Regions from separate parts of the Homo sapiens genome. Here region 2 is linked to region 1. A link is a contact called in ENCODE Hi-C or POLR2A ChIA-PET data. All regions are on one chromosome and are shown on one strand. Each heading gives the region's core, a stretch centred on a gene start or an enhancer-like site at or near the end of the contact. The rest is flanking DNA. Distances are from core to core; before and after follow the strand shown.

The links. A loop is a pair of places that touch in the nucleus more often than their neighbours do. ChIA-PET counts read pairs that join two places held with the same protein, here RNA polymerase II (POLR2A). Pooled maps may share reads with other maps.
Region 2: a pooled map shows a loop between it and region 1 (2.5-fold over the local background). The contact joins the enhancer-like site here to the promoter of TIMM23 in region 1. A Hi-C loop is called at or near these places in 2 of 50 pooled maps. POLR2A ChIA-PET finds 5 or more read pairs at or near these places in 2 of 52 experiments (BJ and activated CD4-positive, alpha-beta T cell).

What each region holds. Positions count from the first base shown.
Region 1 is chr10:45,968,887-45,976,090 of GRCh38, reverse strand. It overlaps TIMM23 (translocase of inner mitochondrial membrane 23), which reads right to left and starts at 3,602. Exons shown (of 7, transcript NM_006327.4): 1 at 3,361-3,602; 2 at 579-637. The coding sequence starts at 3,466. It also overlaps the pseudogene PARGP1-AGAP4 and the pseudogene PARGP1. RefSeq lists enhancers at 3,782-3,911, 3,428-4,118.
Region 2 is chr10:46,089,291-46,096,494 of GRCh38, reverse strand. No RefSeq gene overlaps it. Among named protein-coding and RNA genes, the nearest start is that of MSMB, 47 kb to the right of the region's middle. RefSeq lists a silencer at 4,662-4,956. Within about 2 kb of position 3,919, at least 6 of the 41 ENCODE cell types and tissues checked have a DNase peak (open chromatin) inside an H3K27ac peak, as active enhancers do.

The DNA of each region.
Region 1 (7,204 bases), core at 2,353-4,852:
TGCTTAGTCAAAAAAACCCTGATATTGTAAACTGAGCTTTAAAACACACTTTGCCTGTAATCCCAGCACTTTGGGAGCCTGGCCAACATGGTGAAACCCCGTCTCTATTGAAAACACAAGAATTAGCCAGGCGTGGTGGTGGGCGCCTGTAGTCCCAGCTACTTGGGAGGCTGAGGCAGGAGGATGGCCTGAATTTGGGAGGCTGAGGTTGCAGTGAGCAGAGATCGCGCTACTGCACTCCAGCCTGGAGGACAAAAGCAAAACTCTGGCTCAAAAACAAACAAACAAACAAACAAAAAACCCCACACACTTTGTAACTAGGCATCCCAATACTTTTATTGGGGTGCTTTCAAAAATTAATTCTGCTCTGGTTTTAAAAAATAAGCTTTTGAAGGGAGTTAACTGGTTTCAGAGAGATGCAGGCCAAGCTCCTGGTGTTTGTGAGGAAAAAAGGGTGAATGGAGACCAGAGACTTACTGCCTCCAAAAGTGTATGTCATAGTTCAAGTCAGCATAGCACTTGGCGTTTTTTTTAAAATGGTAAAATAATGCACCAAACTAGTAAAATCTTAATCTTACCTGCACGAGGTATCGTGGATCCACATTTAAATAAGGAGACAGAGGGTTCATACCAGTTACTAGAGAGAAAACAAAATGTCACATTGCAACAAAATTCTTTAAGTTAATCCAGTTAGAGTTAATCCAGCTCCTGACTGTTACATGTGTTTGCAATTTTTATAGGCTCACTGAAGGCGGAAAATTTTTTCCCATTTTATCCTCCCTATCTGTCAGTTTGGGGGCTGACTCATCCTGAGACCCTCAATCCCAAACCAGGTCTTCCACTGGTGGCTCAGGCTTTTACACCAATAAGATAATTGCAGTGTCATAGATCTGATTTTTGAACTTACAGGAAGTGTAGTCCAGGCCATTTACAAAGCTAATTTCTTTCACTTTACTCCAAGAATGCTTGGTGACTATGTAAATTACAAAATAAGACTGAAAAAAGACTAATCAATTCCATGGGAAAAACAGTGGTTGGGTTGGGTTTTCTGACTGTGTACATGTTGTATCTAACTATTTCAAGGCAGTTCCTTCACATATTACTATTAACGATTGATTTACTGTGGCAAGGTTGAGAATCCTTGGGTCATTACCACAGGTATGTGGGTCTGTGCAAAAGAAAACACAAACTTTGAGAGGGCCAGACCTGAATTCACTAACATTGAAAACAGTAAAACCTATCATCTTTGGATCCTTCTGTATCTCAGCAGTTATTTACAAACCTATGCATCACCCATGCCTCTATCTTTTCATCAATTAGGAGTCCTGCTTGTTCTATTTTTAATATCTATTTTGAATTGTGTTACTTATCTTCTCTATTGCTACCATCCTAGTCCAACCATCATATCTCACAGCAACAATTTCCTAACTCCTTGCTTTCTCTTACCCCTTCAATTCACTGTCTACATAGCAACTACAGTGATTTGTCTTAAGAAAATCGAAACTCCTTACCATAACTTACAAAATCCTACATTAGCTGTCATTCCCTACCTCTCTGATTTCACAAACTTCAATGGATCCAACTCCCTTGTAACTACGAAGACAGACTGGCCTAAGAGCTGTTCCTTAAACCTGCCAAATTTGTTTTGTTTCAGGACATTTGCACTAGCTATTTTCCTGGATACTTGCCTCCCAAGCATTTGTACTGTATTTGGGTCACAGCTCAAATGTCAACTCCCTTGAGATGTTTTCCCTAACCGGCTCTAAAATGGCATCCTGCTTCCATCACAATCTCAAGACTCTGCTTTATTCCCTTTACAGCACTTATCACTAACGGCAATGTTTTAATTTATGTTTGTTGGTTTACCTCAGTATTATGTAAGCTCTGTGAGCGCAAGAGTCCTCTTTTCAAAAAAAAACAAAAAAAACCCCCACAAAAACCACTATAGTCCTGCCCCCAGAAAAGTAGCTAGCACACTGTAAAAGCTCAGTAAATGGTGTTCATTCCCTGGTCCCCCAATTTACCTTCAAATCTTAATCAAATTAATTTAACAATATTGTCACATTAAGGAAGTGTATATGCCCTTTGTGCTCTGAAACTCAGAGATACTAAGATTAATATGAAACTGTGTTCTAAACAGGTAAAGTAGTAGCTCAGGCCTAGGAATCCCAGCATTTTGGGAGGCCGAGACAGGAGGATGGCCTGAGTTCGAGAGTTTGAGACCAGCTTGGACAACACAGGGAGACCCCATCTCCACAATAAGTCAAAAAAAAAAAAAAATTAGCCAGGCGTGGTGGTACGTACCTAGAGTCCCAGCTACTTAGGAGGCTTAGAGGGGAGGATTGTTTGAGCTCAGGAGTGCGAGGCTTCAGTGAACTATAATCATGCCACCGCACCCCAATATGGGTGACAGAACGAGGTCCTGACTCTAAAAACAAACAAACAAAAAAACGAAACAAAACACCATGTGTTGTAGATTCAGTTTTTTGACAAAGGTGACACCAGGGAAATGAAAGGTCTTTTATATTTTTTTGCACTACAGTCTGAACATATTTCGTTGTTGTTGTTCCTTAGTATAAAATACCTAGAGAAATATTACAAGGATTCTCTAAAAAGAAAGTACTTTCGTAAAGGCTTTATCCACGACCAACTGCCTATCTTTAGGTCCAAGTTGTATTTATCTAGTTGAACAACCACAGTTACAAAGTACCAAAGTTCTGGAAAACATTTTCACAAGACCGAGGAGAGGCAAAGGCAAGATATTTATGCCTCTGTATACCTTGATGTTGCCTATTTCCGTTTCTATAATTCTTACCTGGCTTCTTTCTTCATGTCTATATATCACCTTTAAAGTTCAGCTTACTTCCTAGCTCCTAAAGAAGGTTTCCTAGCCTGTCCCAAGTCATTTATTTCTCACTTACAAACAATATTACTGAATATTCTGCCCTGACGGCTACTTGGAGGCTCAGAATATGTCGCTGTGTACTAAAAAGTTAACTACGGGCTTGCTATTTGGAATACATTTACTCCCAAAGCTCGGCTCTACTCTTAATCAAGGGTCAATCACACGGCCCACCACACACAAAACGTAGGAGGCTTGGATATAAACCTAAGAAAACATGCATCATCTCGCGAGTCCAGGTCAATCACGGACAGCTTCCCCAGGAGATCCGTGGCCCTTTTTTAGGCCTTTCTATCTTGAAAGAGCAGCCATGCAGATACACTAACCCCACCACTGGTACTTAAGCTTGTAAATGCCAGCAAGGAAAAAAAAAACAACAACATAAAACATGGGACGCGCAACTTAGTGTAGACGCAAAAACCAGTCAGAAATAATCGCAAGCTAGGCCCCATACTTACGCGGGACGCCAGCCAAATCCGCGTGCGAGTAACCTGCTCCGCCGGCTCCGAAAAAGCCGGCCAATCCCCCTGTGGTTTTGTTGCCGCTTCCCCCGCCTCCTTCCATGGTATCGCAGCAAACCGAGTGGTTCCCGCCGCTGCCTCAAGCCTGGGTGGTCCGCTGGGCCGTTACTCCTCAATAACAGCGGGTAACCCCGCGTTGCCAGCGCCTACTTCACACGCTGACCTTCCGGGCGCCGGTTCCCGTTAAGCGCCACACTTCCGCTTTGCGGCAATGTGCGCCCCGGAAGCTGGAAGCGCCTGACGGCAGCTTTCCGGTGGTGGGAAAGTGAACGAATCCCGAATCAAAGCGGCGCATTGAGGCAGGTGGGGTGCCAGTGGAAGAGAGAAAGCAGGCGAGTGTTTACGGCCTGACTTGGGAGGCCGGCGGATCAGCAATTGCAGAAGCAGGCAGCGGCAGAGAGGGAATGGTGCAGGCAGGCGCTGAGAAGGACGCGCAGTCCATCTCTCTCAGGTTAGTGAAATGAGGCTCTCCGCCCGGGGCCGGCCCGGGGACAGTGCGCTGCTGGTCCCAGCATGAATGCGGGCCCCGGCTGTGAACCCTGCACCAAGCGACCCCGCTGGGGCGCCGCTACAACTTCGCCGGCTGCTTCGGACGCCCGGAGCTTTCCGAGCAGGCAGAGGCGCGTCCTCGACCCCAAGGACGCTCACGTGCAGTTCAGGGTCCCACCGTCCTCGCCAGCCTGCGTCCCAGGGCAGGCGGGACAGCACAGAGGCAGCGCCACCTCGCTTGGTACGTGGGAAAATAAAAATCTTTGTCCTTCGCCTCGGCCCGAACCTTCTGGTCTCAGGGACTCCAGTCACTCCTTTCTGGTCTTGTGTGCATCATCACTCTGAGGTCCACTTGCTGAGCTACCAAAGCCACTAGTGGGTGAATGGGGCCGCATTTTTCCCAGTGCGATTGATGTGAGAAACTCTGATGAGCAGTCACTCACAGGGCGGAAAATGGCAGGAGACTCCACCACCTGTTTGCTTCTTCAGGTTTGATTGAGAAATTGCCTTAGTCGTCAAGGAGATCTAATTGTGTATGTAAAACAGTAGGGCGCTTCAGCCTCTAGATAGGAAGAAAACAACTTCACTTGTGCAGATTCTGGGTCCCAGGGTGCAGAGCTATTAGTCTAAGCTGGCATTGTACCCGTCCCTGGTATACAGTGTTGAATGAGAGAAACTTGGCCTCTGCCTTCATACCTTAAAATCTATCTGGAGAGATAGACGATAGCAAAAGTTAATATAATAAAAGGTAATGGATGTTCTGATAGATGAAAGACAGATTGTTTTACCTAACTGAATTTATGGAATCGAAAATAGTCCTCCAGAAGATGAGATGCTTATTCTGAGGACTGTAGAATGAGTAGGAGTTAGATGAAGAGGAAGTAAGAAGTGTTTCAGGAGTGCAATGGAGGCCGGGCGCGGTGGTTTTGCCTGTAATCCCTGCGCTTTGGAAGGCCGGGGCGGGTGGATCACCTGAGGTCAGGAGCTCAAGACCAGCCTTACCAATATGGTGAAACCCCGTCTCTGCTAAAAACACAAAAAATTAGCCTAGCGTGGTGGCGGGCAACTGTAATCCCAGCTACTCCGGAGGCTGAGGCAGGTGAGGCAGGAGAATCACTGGCATCCGGGAGGCGGAGGTTGCAGTGAGCCGAGAGGGCACCATTGCACTCCAGCCTGGGCAACAAGAGCGAAACTCCGCCTCAAACAAAACAAAACAAAACAAAACAAAAACAGGAGTGCAATTGATATATAGAGTGAACGCAAGAGAGTGTGAGAGATGAGGCTGCAGGGTGGTACAGAAAAGTCAGATCAAATTGGATATGTAGACATTGCTAAGGATTTTGAACTCTAAGGGCATTGATAAGCTACTCAAGGGTTTTTAGTAGGGGAGTGACTTGATTAGACTTATTTATTTGTTGAAAAGTCTGTGTGGCTGGTGTGTGGAAAATAAAGAATGGATTGAAAAGGAACTCAAGTGGAGCATCAAGACTCAGTTAAGGAGTTAATCTAGGTTGGAAATAATTGTAGCTTAGGCCTGGATGCTGGCAATAGGGAAGGGGATGGATTCATGAAAGAATGGGATACTTGAGAAGAAATATTTCTGTGCTGGAGAAGTAGATTGGGGAGTTCATGGCATAAACATTATAATGGATGCTATGGGCATAGATAACATAAACATGTAGAGAAAGTAAAGGTGACCTAGGGCAGAAGCCTTAGGAACACCAAAGTTTAAGAGTAGACTGAAGAGAAGCGGCTGTAGAGGTGGGAGGAAAGCCTGGCTCGTGTTGTGTCAGACAAAGGAGAGCATTTCAAAAAGGATGCATTCATTAACAGTGTAAGAGGCTGGGCAGAGCTCGGGCAGTTCTCTGGTGAAGAGTGTACACTTAGATGTCTTCGAACTTAGGGACAGTACCAAGTAGACTTGCACTAGGCCTTGAAGGATGAGGAAGATTTGCTGTATAAATCAAGAGGAGAAAGAATTATACACGCAGAGGGAATAAGACATGCAAAAGTTGGTAAGACTGGAGCATAAGATGACAGAGGAGTGTCTGATGAGGCTGGGTGGCAGACAGGAGCTTATGAAGAAACTCAAATTCCATTTTAAGGAATTTCAACCTTATTCTGTGGTTAATGGAGAAACCACTAAAAAGCTTTTAAGCGTGGGAATACCATTTGGTTAATATTTTAGAAAAGTGGCTTTTGGACTTTCCTAACTGCAACCCACAGCATAAATTTTATCCAGTACACAGAGTAAGAAATATATGTAACCTGGCAAATAAGCCATATTTATAACTGAAATAAATGTTTCATGAAATAATACTTAATCTTTCTATGTGTGATGCATTCTTATATTGTCTGTGTTATTTCATTGAAAAATGACTGGTCATTTGTAGTTTGTAGAACACTGGATAGTCAAGGCTGTAGACAGGGAGACTAGTTGCAAGAAACAAATGGCAGTTGTCTAGTAAGCGATGTGTTTAAAGAGTATGAGGAAGGGATGGATTTAAAATTTAGGATGTAGATTTCAGAGAACTTGGTATAGGGGAGAGGGAACTGAAGGTGAACTTCAGGTATATGTTCAGGTGTACTTCAGCTTCTGTGACTGGATAGTTTGTGGTTTCATTAACCTTATTTGCATGTAAAGGAGGAGGAGTTAGTTGCAAATAGGGGTGAGGGCAGTCAGTCCTCACTGGTTGGATCTTAATTAAGATTTCTGCAGAAGAGGTACCAAATGAATACTTGGGGCTGTATTTCGCATGTTTAAATGTTTTCTGTATACCTGGCACAGGACACCAATTAACAGAATGTTCAAAGACTATATTTGTATCAAAAGCCCATTGTTTGAATTTTTGGGATTCCTTTAGGAACTTGGTATTTAAATTTTTATATATAATTATCTTAGGACAAGTAGGCGGGGTAGCGAAATGGATATTTATTCAGTATCTTTAAATTTTATATTCTTTATCTTCCTGGACATATTTCTTGTATTGACTGAAATCGCTAATTTTGCTGGGCATGCACCTGTAGTCCCAGCTACTTGGGAGGCTAAGGCAAGAGGATCACTTGAGCCCGGGAGTTCCCGTCCAGCCTGAGCAACATAGCGAGACCCCACTTCTGAAAAAAGAAAAAAAAAATCTGCAAACCTGCATATTGGCAGAACTCAGCATGTTATTCACATTGTGATGACGCAGGTTTATCCAGATGTGTTGCTATAGACTTTTTGTGAAAGTGGAATGTTCCTTTGACATGCAGGTGAATTTTATTGCATTTTGTGCCTTTTGGCTGTATCTAT
Region 2 (7,204 bases), core at 2,670-5,169, 120 kb before region 1:
TTAACAGTGGCACCCAGAGAGCTTGGGAGCTAATTTTTAACAGTCCATGTCTTTCCACGTCAACCACCTTTTTGGAGTTTTTTAAGGAAGAAAATAAAAGAGGGTCTCGACAAGCTTCAGAAAATGGTGCCTGAAGGACACACGTCCATGCAGGCAGGATTTAGAAATGTATACCACCCTTGAGCTCCAAGAATCGATTCTAGTTGACAAGGTCTTAGAGCATCAGTGGGAACATTTCACTGTCCAGGCTAGATATTTCTTCATTTTCTTGCAGGCAATTCGGCAGTTAGAAAATTTCAACTCCAGGTTTAAGCACCTGCTGTCCCCATGGTGGTCCTGTAGGGGGAACAGAGCTGGGCGTGAGCCTCAGAGAGCTCTGTGTGCAGACTCTGCAAGGCCACACCTGCCCTGCCTCTTGGAGCAAGTTGCTCACCTGCTCTGAGCTCCAGGTCCCTCCCTGGTGCAATGAGCATAGTAAGCCCTCGCCCCATGGAGTTCTGAGAACTGTGTGGGATCCTGCGTGTGCAGTTCTGGTGCTCATAACCCTGAGGTGCTTGCCCTCCAGCTGGGCTGTGTGAAAAGGACAAGAGAAGAGCCAAGGAGTTTGCCCCCTTGCACACACCTTAGTCTTCCTCCTCCCTTCCTCGTTTCCCCTCTGAGTGACTTGCATCCCTTGAGTGTGTCTCAGATGATGCAGAAGGCTGTCCACAGCCGCTGACTCCCCTCCCCACTGTGTGCCTGCAGCTCTTGTCAGGAAAAGGCAGGGTTGGTGGGGAAAGGCGTTGAGGTGGCCGTGGGGTCTCCCGCCCCGGTGCCACTGACCCGGAGTCCTGTATTCCTGGTCCCAGAGATGCCGGTAGGGCTGCCCACAGGCTCTGCCCACAGGAGAGCCCAGTTGCTCCTCCCCCTGCCTGTGCGACAGGCCTGTGCTTGTGGAGTCCTGGCTGGAGCTGCCCTCAGGCAGAGGTAGTGCAGGCTGCTAGCGGGTGAGGGTTCAGACAGCCTGATGAGAAGGGGCCTCCCCCTCTCAGCTCCTCCTTTGTAAAATGGGTGCTGGGCTGAGACCTCCCTCACTCTAGGGGTCTCTGGGTAGCAGGTGCTTGGCTCTTGGCAGCCTCTCCCCTGGAGGATGAGGTGGAGGCACCTGGACATGCCCTGGAGTGATCAGTGCTACAGGCCCAGCATCCCACAGGGGTCCCGGAGTGTTGGGGTGATCAGACCCAACACCAGATCGTGGGAGCGACAAAGTCTGGCGGAGTCAAAGGAATGAGAAAAAGACAGTTTGAGAGAGACAGTGGGACCAGGGGGCCACCGCAAGTGTGGAGGCTGCAAAGGCCCTGAGCTTTGCGAGCCCATGCTGTTTATTGGTGCTCAAACAAAGAACCCGTGAGGATGTGGGGGTTGAAAGGAAACAGTGTATCAAGTGAATGAGAAACATACAGCTGCTTGAGATAATGGGAGTGCTAAAAGCAAGGAGCCAGCAAGTCTAGCAAACATGCAAGCCCTGCCCCAGCTTTTCTCCCAACACTCAGCTCTTCTCCCAACACAAGAGCTTTTGGAGGTCACTTCTGGGGCCTTTGCTAAGCAGGCCACTCCTTGCTTCTCCTGCAGACAACAAGGTTTCCAGCATGATTATTGCAATGACCAATGGAACAATGATGAAACATCCATTTTTGGACACTCTCAAAGAAGTGAGTTCAGTTCATATTTATCAGCATTTTGCTTCATGTATTTTGGTAATTAATACTCAATGCCTTCTTTCCCTTATGCTGAAAGGGCTTAGAGCCTGGGGGCCACCATTTACACCCTGGGTGTGGCTGATTATAGGAAAGACCCAGTAATTCCAAACAGGTTAACCAGGCACCAATATGGAGCCTTGTGATCAGGTTAGGGTTAGAGTAGGGAAAGGCATCCCAGGTGGCTTTTCCAGGGCCACCCTGGGAAGGGTCATCTAATCTGCCCCAAGTGAGTTGGGCCACCCCATGACTATTGCAGAAATGACACGTGTCGTATAAATCCCACCACACCAGAGGGGAGGGCGGAAGACACTCCCTGAGAGTGGGCTGCTGGCTGGAGAAAGCTGTGGCCCTCAGAGCCTGGCATTCTGCTGCCCCCAAAGCATGGGAGCAGGACGCTGTCCTCTGGGCTGGGGGTCTGCTGCATCCTCACCCCTGGGCTGGGGGTCCAAGCTAGCTCTGCTCTCTGTAGATAACAGCAATGGCAGGCATTCCGGACCATGTGTTTGCAGTGGAGAATGGCTTCAAGGCCCTGAGAAGCACCATTGATGCCGTGAGTGGGTGGAGATGAGGGGCTGGGGGCCTGGCTCACTCTCCCTGCCCCGCCCCACCCCTCCTGTGTTCCAGCTCACGTCAAAGACCTGTCTTGATGTGACATCGGTGGAGCCTTCCTCTGCGTGTGTAGGAGGTGAGAGCTGCGGAGGCCCTGGGGTAGCCAAAGGGTGGTGTGCACTAGTGCATGTGTGTATGGAGTGTGTGCATTTGTTTGGTATGTGTGGGGGAGGATGTGTGTGGGGAGTGTGTGAGTGTGGTGTGTGTATGTGGTGTGTATGTGTTTGGTGTGTGTGGTATGTGTGTATGTAGTTTGTGTGGGTGCAGTATGTGTAGTATGTGTGGGAAGTTGTGCTGTGGGAAGCTTGATGTGTGTGAAGTCTGTGGGGGAGGGTAATATGTGGTCTGTGTGTTGTGTAAATGTGTATGTGATCTGTGTGTGGGGTGTGTATATGTGCTGTGAGTGTGGTGTGTGTGGGGTGTGCATGAGTGATGCATCTGTGTGTGTTGTATTGTGGGTGTATGTGGTGTGGGAGCCGAGGAGGTATGTGCTGTATATGTGTGGGGGTGTGAGTGTGTGTAGGGGGCATATATGCATGCGTGTGTGGGTTATGTGCAGAGTATGTGGCATAAGCTGGGGTGCTGTGGAAGTGTGTGGGAAGGGTACCTGGTGTGTGGTGTCTAGTGTGTGTTTGTTGTGTGGAGGAGTCGGGAGTGGACTGCTTGTGTGTGGTGTGTGTGTATGGGATGTGTGGTGTGTGTTTGCTGTTTGTGGTGTATATGTGTTTACTATTTATGTGTGTCTGTGGTGTGTGTGTGTACAGTGGGACTAGAGTGTTTGGGCGTGTTGTGTGTGTCATTTGTGGGTGTCTACATGGGGATATCTTGTGCGTGTGGCATGTAGGGAAGGAAATGGTGTAATGGCATGTATGTATAGTTTGTGTGTGCATTCAGTGGGAGGTGGGTGTGTGTGCCATGGCTGTGTGTGTATGGTGTCTGTATATGTGTTTGCTGTTTATGTTGTGTGTGTGGGGTGTGCTGGGTGTGTGTTGGGGGAGTGGGGAGTGTGTGGTGCATGTGTGATGTGTGTGGTGTGTGTATGGGATGTTTGGTGTGTCTTTGGTATTTTTGGTGTATGTGTGTTTGCTATTTATGTATGTGTGTGGTGTGTGGGTGTGTGTGCTTCGGGTGTGTGGTGTGTGGTGTGATGTGTGTGGTATAGGGTGGGTTGAGTGTGTTTGTGGTCCAGTGTGCATGGGTGGGTGGGTGTGGATGTGTGGCCCACATGAGTGTGAATGTGAGTGTCTATTGGTGTGGGGGGAGTATGCAGAGGTGGCAGTGTGAGTACTTGTGTACAATTAGTGTGTTGTTACCTCACAACAATAAGTTTAACCCTAAAGCAAGAAAAGACATGTGTGAGAAGCTCACAGGAAAACACTAGCAAATGGCATGGAGCAGCAGCTAACCCAGACCACAGGGCAGGAGCAGCCAGGGCTCCTCCCAGGAAGGCCAGGCAGGTGCAGAAGGTGAAATAGCTGTGAAATTTACCACATCAACAAAACGGGAAACAGGAACCAAGCGGTTATCTCAGAGGATGAAGAACAAGAAGTGGGGGCGTCAACATGCCACAGCACCCTGGGAGCAGAAGGAAACCTCCATAGCCCGACAAAGGTGTCCACACAAACACCCTCGGCTCACCTCAGTCCCACAAGATCAATCCCAGCATCTGTCCCTACTGTCTGGAATTAAGGGTGACCTCATGCCATCTGGGTACCCAGCATGGGTGGTGACAGCCTTGTGTGGTCCTCTGTGATGACCCCTGTCTGTCCTGATCTCCACCTGTGCGCACTGGGACTCCGCATGGCCGGCATTTATGCAAATGCGGCTGCTGGAGAGGAAGAGAGCCCTGGGTGTCCTCCCTCCATGGGGACAGCACGAGACTGGGTGCTGCTGGCCCAGAGCAGCAGCTGGGTTCTGGCCTCCCAGTTCCTCACTGCAGGGTGCCCTGGCAGTAGGCTGTGAGGACAGACACACCGTCCATGTCAGCTCTGCTCTCCATGGGCACACGACCAGGAGCAAATTGTCCAATGTCAGCGAGCTCCAGAGGTGCCTCCCATGAACAGAAAGGATGCTGTCAGGCCTGTCGTGAGTCCCAGGGCACTGAGCTGTGCAGGGACTGGCACAGGGCTGGGAGCTGGTAGGTCCCAGAAACAGGAGCTGTGCTGACACTTCCATGATTGGTCCTGGGCTCTGACCCCACTCACCTCTCCCCGATGCAGAGCTGAGGATGGGGGTGGAGTAGAGAGAGCTCCCCTCCCACTTGGGGTCTCTTTCTGCTGCTCCTGGTTTAAAGCTGCTCAGTCGTGCAGCCAGTGTGCTAGCTGTGCTCCTCTGACGATGTCCCCTGGACATGCACAGGCTGTGGCGTCTGAGCAGTCCTGTCAACCCCAGGTGAGGATGTGAGTCGTCACTCTTCCCTGGTGGCAGCTGAGTTGAGGTGACAGGTGCCCTCTGCCCACCAGCTCAGCCCTCTGCCTCTGCTCACGTGGCCCGGCAGTCACAGCCCTGACCTGTCAGCTGTTGGCTGACTTGGGCAAAGCTGCCCCACATGGAGGGTGACAGTCACAGCAGGGAAAGGCCAAGGCAGGAACCTGGAACCTAAATGCAACAGAATAAGCCCTCTCAGCAGGCTGCCACCAAGAAACCAGGAGGGCTCCAGGGAGCCCAGGAAGGAGGCCAGGGAGGGAGGCACGCAGCCCAGACTCCCCCATTCAGTCCTAGGCCTCATATGCAGCCTGGCAGAGGCCTCTGCTGGGCTCACTGCTCCAGGCCAGTCCTGAGCCCATCCCCCACACATGGCTGGAGGGTTTTGGCAGGAGCCTCCCTTCTAAGCCTGGCAGGTGTCTGAGGCTCTTAGCAGAACCCCCAGGCCCTCCAGGAGCCACTTCCTGTTCTGGGCGCCCTGTGCAGAGGTGGGACCAGGTGGGGCGTAGGCACCCTGCAAGCCCTGCCTCACCTTGAAGGGCCGAGCCCACCTGTCCTTCACAGCCCTGTTCATAGGGCACCTCATCCTGGAAGCCTTCCCTGATGACCAGCCCCTCTGACTCCCTGCAGCCCAAGGGCTTGGTCTGTCCCTCTCATCAGTCACTTGTCACCCAGGATGTATCATGACTTCTGATTGTCTATGTCTAAGCATAATTTTCTTCTTTAGTTATTTGGTTTTCTTCCATCCTTTATTGTTGAAATTTTCAAACCTATAGGTGAGTGGAAAGGATTGTGCAATGAACACAAACACACCTATATCCACCACTGGGATTTTACAGTGAATGTTTGCCCATGCTCCTTTATCTCTCTCTCTCTCTCTCTTTTCATCCATCCACCTTGCAAAAAAGGGAAAAAAAAATGTTTGCAATACGTAGTCCTAACACAGCCTAGAATGTAATTTGCAACCACCCCGATTATGAAGCTTTGGGGCAGCCCTCAGTCCTGCTCAGGGTGGCCGAGTTGGGCTGACCAAGGGGTGCAGGCCACAGGCCCAGTTGCTCCCTCCCGGGCACACTGAGCCCAGTGTCCGGCTGGCCAGGGCCCTTTGGACACCTGAGCGAGGAAGATGTTGAGAGTGTTGCCTGATAGCATCAGACTTGGAAGCAGCTGCTGTTGGCCTTAGTGGTGGGAGAGCACCCGATGCTTGCCCTGAGTGGGGCCAGGTCTGGTTGCTCAGCACAGGATACCAAGCTGGCCTTTCCTGCTACCGCTTTTTTTTTTTGAAACAGAGTCTCATTCTGTCACCCTGTCTAAAGTCCAGTGGCATGATCTCGGCTCACTGCATCCTCTGCCTCCCAGGTTCAAGCAATTCTCCCACCTCAGCCTCCCAGGTAGCTGAAATTATAGGTGCCTGCCACCATGCCCACCCAGCTAATTTTTTTGTATTTTCAGTAGAGACGAGGTTTCACTAAGTTGACAAAGCTGGTCTCGAACTCCTAACCTCTGGTGATCTGTCCACTTCAGCCTCCTAAAATGCTGGGATTACAAGCATGAGCCACCAAGCCTGGCCATTCTTTTGTACTCTTATGGAATTATATGCTTGCTTTATAAAAATGAACTTATTCTACATATATGTTATTACATTATTAAGACATGTTCCCAAATGACATATTACATTTTCATCATTCTTTTTTAAAATATTTTTTCGTGAGACAGTGTCTCGCTATGTTGCCCGGGCTGGAGTGCAGTGGCTTAATCACACATATATATAATAGAGGCAGGACTTGAATCCAGATCGTCTAGCTCTGGAGTGCTGGGTCTTAACCACTAAACTACAGTGAGTTCTTAAGCTGTTTAACTGAGTTATTGCATGTAACAAAGTGGTAGTAGCTGTTCTTACCTGGAAAGGTTTTTTTTTTTTTTTTTTTGAGATGGAGTCTCGCTTTGTTGCCCAGGCTGGAGTGCAGTGGCGCGATCTCTGCTCACCGCAAGCTCCGCCTCCCGGGTTCATGCCATTCTCCTCCCTCAGCCTCCCGAGTAGCTGGGACTACAGGCGCCCACCACCACGCCCGGCTAATTTTTGTATTTTTTAGTAGAGATGGGGTTTCATCGTGTTAGCCAGGATGGTCTTGATCTCCTGACCTCGTGATTGGCCTTCCTTGGCCTCCCAAAGTGCTGGGATTACAGGTGTGAGCCACCACGCCCGGCCTCTGGAAAGGTTTTTAATGATTTTTACAAATATTAAAAATTACATTAATATGTCAGATTAAAAAAATATATATAGGCCAGCTGCAGTGGCTCACGCCTGTAATCACAGCACTTTGGGAGGCGGAGGCAGGCGGATCACGAGGTCAAGAGATTGAGACCATCCTGGCCAACATGATGAAAACCTGTCTCTACTAAAAATATAAAAATTAGCTGGGCACAGTGGT